2 separate regions of the Homo sapiens genome follow, and region 1 is linked to region 2. A link is a loop called in an ENCODE intact Hi-C map of the cell type or tissue named here. Cell type or tissue: Caco-2. All regions are shown on one strand. Links, peaks and the distances in the headings refer to the core of each region. The heading gives the core; the rest is flanking DNA. Region 1 has its middle 140 kb from the start of PROK2. Region 2 overlaps SHQ1 (SHQ1, H/ACA ribonucleoprotein assembly factor).

Evidence for each region. Peaks named below come from ENCODE experiments on the same cell type or tissue, not always from the same donor. Only the 100,000 strongest peaks of a DNase experiment are listed, where the experiment ranks them.
Region 1: it touches region 2 in a loop (17-fold over the local background); 17 of 110 quality-filtered maps call a loop at or near these places.

Annotation. Positions count from the first base shown.
Region 1 is chr3:71,925,262-71,928,061 of GRCh38, reverse strand. No RefSeq gene overlaps it. Among named protein-coding and RNA genes, the nearest start is that of PROK2, 140 kb to the right of the region's middle. RefSeq lists enhancers at 1-240, 1,439-2,306, 2,307-2,800. In Caco-2, for the core only: a CTCF peak has its summit at 1,675; a DNase peak (open chromatin) is centred at 1,701.
Region 2 is chr3:72,816,795-72,819,594 of GRCh38, reverse strand. It overlaps SHQ1 (SHQ1, H/ACA ribonucleoprotein assembly factor), which reads left to right. Exons shown (of 11, transcript NM_018130.3): 7 at 2,211-2,365. Among named protein-coding and RNA genes, the nearest start is that of SHQ1, 30 kb to the left of the region's middle. In Caco-2, for the core only: a CTCF peak has its summit at 1,329; no DNase peak of the experiment used is centred there.

The sequences.
Region 1 (2,800 bases), core at 155-2,654, 890 kb after region 2:
TGTGCATGTTTAAGGGTTGACTTTACTTTGTTTCATTTAGTCAACAAAAAAACGTCCCTTAGGTGTTTACTGGGTGCAAGGCACTGCAGGATGCTGAGGCTGGCTAGCTCTATGAAGGCTCAGTCCCTGCCCTCGAGGAACTTAGAAAAGTCTCACTGCTGCTCCAATTGTGTAGGAAAAGTGATGCGTGATGCAATAATACTACAGACCCACAAGCCCAAAGAGGGACTTGGAGAAGCAAAGTGAAGATGGTGCTACCAACATAGTCTAGACTTCAGAAGAGAGTGTGTTCTCCTACAAACCACATTAACAGCTCGGGCTTTGGAATTGTACAGGCTTGTGTCCAAAACCTAGTAACTAGAGTGACACCCAGGAAGGGGCTTAGCTTATCTAGATTTCAGTTTCTTCATCTGTTTGAAACGGAAGAAAAAAGGAAATAGCGACCTCAGAAATTTGTCCAGACTTAAAACAACTTGTAGGAATAACAGCTATGATTTGTTGAGTAGTTTTATGCACTGGGCCTTGTTTTAAACTCTTTACAGTGAGCGCTCAGAACGTGGCTATAATAGCCATAGTATTCTTGCTGCCTCTGACGTTGTTACTAAGAACTCTTCTGGGACTGGTTTCTTCCATTCTGTCCAATCTCTACCGCTGACTCTGTGATTTTCGAACAAGTCACTTCTACAGGGACTCAATTTTTCTTTTTACAGAGTTTGCTGTTAAAAAAAAAACTTGGATTAGATGAGAGGCTAAAACCTGAGGATCTTTTTTAAAAAACCCAGATTCTTGGGCTCCATGTCATAAAGATTCAGATTGGCTAGTTCTGGAGTCAGGCCTGGGAATCTGCATTGCTTTTAACTTAATGATGAAAAAGTACAAATAGACTCAATACTAAGAAAGGCAATGGCCCCGTTAAGTATACGTTGGCCAGCTTCAATAGTCACCAAGGCTTTGTTGTATTTGTTTGATCTATCCTATGCAGGCTGTTCTTCATTCGCCACCCCCAGAGCAGGTCCACTATACCCTGCTCTGAGCCTCAGGAAGGATGAACTCAACAACTGTTTTCACCAGGTTCCCTTGCCTTTTGTCTCCAGCAGGGACTGGAAATTAGGAGGAGAGCAAGGTTGGGCCATGCATTTCTCTGGCTCCCCCTTCCTTGGGCGTTGGCAATGGCTATGTCCCTCCACCCCAGGGCACAGCTGAAGGCAGCCAGCCTTCCCTGGCAGCCTGCATCTGTCCATAGCGTCTTAACGATTCCCGCCCCTTGACACTTCAGGTCTAAGAATTGTGGTTTCCCTAGTGTTGCTTATTTCACCCTTTTTTGATTTCCCTAAGCCCTGCCCACATCTTTAGAAACAGCAAATGCTCTCTAATTACCTAATTTGCATATGACATTATTTTCCATGGGGACTAACCCTCTTTTTATTCGTGCCTGAATATTCTAAAGCAAATCACTCTGCATCACAAATGCAATGATCACATTCAGCAAGACAATAATTTTAATGTCATCTACAGGCAGCCATCTGTATATTTCAAGTGCCCCTTTGGTACCTCTGAGCAGTCATGTTTGGGAATCACTAGCCTATCTTTGTGTGCTTTTTCCCTCTCAAATGATCTGCCTCTTGGATATGCAGAGAATATCCCAGTTTATAGATTTGAGTCAGTCTCCACCTGGTGGCAGGAAAGCTCACCTGGATTGTAGGCTGGTAAATGAGAACCCGGTTATGTCAATGAGGTGGTGTTGCCATGGGAACTGCCCTAGACCATTTAGGAAGTGGCTTGAACACTTAGGCCTCGATCTATCCATAGGCTGAACAATCAGGTGGACACTGAACCAAACATTCCACCTAACTATGTATCTTCCTTCCTCGGGGACAGGTATGGCCACTCATAGGACCAAAAAGACAAGTCATAAGCTATGTATTATACAGGTTACTGTATGACTAATAAAAAGGGCGAATTTGGGAAGTGGTTAGAGAAAACACTGTAGTGATGACCAAATGTAATTTTAGTAAGTTTACCTGTTTGAATTAGGCTTGGGAATCAAAACACAGACTACTCACTTGGTGACAGAGGTCAGGCACTATGTTTCATGCGCGTCTGTGTGAAGAGACCACCAAACAGGCTTTGTGTGAGCAATAAAAGCTTTTAATCACCTGGGTGCAGGCGGGCTGAGTCCGAAAAGGGAGTCAGCGAAGGGAGATAAGGGTGGGGCCGTTTTATAGGATTTGGGTAGATAAAGGAAAATGACAGTCAAAGGGGAGTTGTTCTCTGGCGGGCAGAGTGGGGGTCGCAAGGTGCTCAGTGGGGGAGCTTTTGAGCCAGGATGAGCCAGGAAAAGGACTTTCACAAGGTAATGTCATCACTTAAAGCAAGGACTGGCCATTTTCACTTCTTTTGTGGTGGAATATCATCAGTTAAGGCAAGGACCGGCCATTTACACTTCTTTTGTGGTGGAATGTCATCAGTTAAGGCGGGGCAGGGCATATTCACTTCTTTTGTGATTCTTCAGTTACTTCAGGCCATCTGGGCGTATACATGCAAGTCACAGGGGATGCGATGGCTTGGCTTGGGCACAGAGGCCTGACACTATGAGGTTAATAAAATATTTTAAGATCCTTAAAAATAACAAAAAGTCATTATTCCACCCCAAACATGGGAACCTGCCCTCCCCTAATGCTCTGCAAGGAAATCTCTCCCAATACTTATTCCAGGGAGTCGTTTCTCTTGCTTGAGTCTTACCTTAGATCAAACTTGTAATTACACGTTTTGGTCTTTGAACATTTGATTCGCTTTTTCA
Region 2 (2,800 bases), core at 98-2,597:
TGAAGACCAGGATGAGGACCTTTGTTTATGATGCTGTACCTCCACTTAATGGATAATAAATTTAATCTTAAAGAGACTTCATGTACAATTCAAGGATTGGGGAAACCTTAACTAAAGCTATAAATCCAGAATCTTGTCTTAAAAAAAAAATGGACATATTTGACTACATGAAAAATAAGTGTTTCAATGGCAAAAGGTACCATAAACAAAGTCAGTAGAGATATGGTAGCTTTGGAAAGATGATTAGGGTTTATATCTATAATATACAGGATTCTTAATTTGACAAGACAAGCCATCCAATAGAAAAAAACTGGACAAAACACATTCGAATGGGTCACTCATAAGAGTGCAAATCCAGATTGCCTACAAACCAAGGAACTAGTGCTTAAAGTTGAGCAATTGGAGAAATACTAAGTGAAATAACAATGATAAGTCACTGTTTTAGTTTTCTCTTGCTGCATAACAAATTATCACAAGCTTCACACAGTGTACATTCATGATCTCAGTTTCCATGAGTCAGAAGTTGGGCCAGGCTTAGCTGGGTCCACTGTGTAAGGTCTTGCAAGGCTGTAGCCAAAGATATCCATCTTATTTTTTTAAAAAACAGATGTTGGAGGCTGTGTTCTTTCCTGGAGCTCAAGGTCTTCTTCCAATCTCACATGATTGTTGGCAGAATTTAGTTCCTTGCAGATATAGAACTGAGGCCCCTACTTTGTTGCTGGCTGTTAGCTGGGGGCCACTCTTAGATCTTAGAGGCCTCTACAGGTCCCTGCCACATAGCCTTCTCACAGGCTCTCTCACTTCACCATGTGACATCTTATTTCTTCAAAACTAGCAGGCGAGTCCCTGGCTTTGGTCTGCTAATAATGGAATATAATCATGGAAATGACTGTCCCATTGCCTTGGTCGTATTCTGTTGGACAGAAGCAGGTCACAAGCTCCATCCCCACATAATGATATGACTCATTGGAAGTCATCTTAGAATTCTGCCTACTATACTCAATTTATTAACCTGGAAATGATTGTAAAAAAGCTATTACATTTCTTGCCAGGGGGAGGTGGGAGGTATGTGTAGGAAGAGGAACTTCTATTCATGACTGTGAGAAAGGAGAGTTATTGTAGCCTTTAAGTAAAGTGTCTTTCTAAAACAGATACTTTTTTAACCCAGTCAATACAGTCTCGAGAGTCTACTTTATGGAAATAAAGCCTCTAATAATCAAGGACATAGGATAAGGATATTTATTGCAGCATTATTAGCAGTGGCAGAAAACTAGAAGCAAAGTGAGTGCCCATCAGTAGGGGGAGTGATTGGACAGAGCATGGTACATTTTGGAATATTATACTCCTTTACAAAAATTAGTTACACACCAGTTGACTTTTAGGGATTTGCCAGAGGTATTGTTGAGTGAGAAGGGCTAGATGGAGAAAAATGACCTAGTTATTTGGGTTGAGGGAGGGTGTAGGAAGTATAAACTCCCTAGTAGGTATGCTTGTGTGTCTGTATGTGATTACATGTCTAGAGAAAACTATGGAATGGTATATACTAGATTTTCAGTGTGTGAGAGGCTGTTGACGAATATTCAGGAGGCGAGAAGGTGCCAAGCAGAAGAAGAAAAGCAAAAAGGAACTGTGTTGTAAAGAAACAATCTTTTCCCACAAGTCTAACGTATGTGATGTGGTCATATGTAAAACTTGATTTATATGGTAAACAATATGAGATTTTAATGGATTAATTTGAATTGAAATTTAATCTAATTAAATTAAATTTAAATTTAACAATTTTAATTGATTAATATCTGGGAGTATTCCTATTTCTTGGTATAGAACTTTCAAAATGGATAACGAATATTTTCAGTGTGCTTTATTTAGCACTTTCTGTTGTCAAAATGTATTATCTTAATTTTAAAGACAGTAACTGGCATTCAGACGTCTTAAGTACAGAACAGTGTAGCAAAAAAGGGAGGGTCAGGAATTAAGGAATAGGTATTATTTAGAAAAATCTTCTTTATTCAGCCCTATTAGAATTTGAGCAGACTCATAGCTCTTACTAAAACTGTGAAGTCTACTTAAGTTATTTATATATCCATAGTTAAGTAGAAAGAACTTTTATTTCAGTTTCTATAATCAAAGTTCTAATTTTGACAAATCTTCCATTGGGAGTTTTACAAAACTGAATGAAACATCTAGTTTTTAAATGCGTTTTCTTCTAGTGTCTTTTTCTGAAGAAGAGAAGTATCAGCTACGAAAATTTGTCAATAAATCTTATCTGCTGGACAAGAGAGCCTGTCGTCAAGTGTGCTACAGTTTGATTGATATCCTTCTGGCATATTGCTATGAAACCCGTGTCACTGAAGGAGAGAAGAATGTAAGTGCATGTATGTGTGCATGTTGCCATAGATGACTGTGCTGAGTAAACTGCATTAAAGCATCAGTCTTTCTTGTCTAGAGTAGAACTGGTGGTGATCAGTTATTCAGGGGATGCCCCCAGCAGAGTTGCATGTGTGTGGTGGTGGTGGTGGGTACCCACATGCAATCATACATTACTTAGTTGGTCTTTTTCACTTTTCTCTTGGCATTAGTCTCTGCAAAAATAGCAGAGTAGGGAAGTTTAAGGGAGTGAAACTGAGAGTAGAGAGGAAGGCTACTCTGAGCTCTCATCTCTTTTAGGCCAGAGAAGTGCTCTGTCACATGACACTTCACATTGGCAAGGGGGTAAACTGCCATACCCATTTATATTCTTTCTCTCAGCCAGAAGTCAGCAGATGCAAAATATGGCATTTTACAAAATAGAGAAATCTTA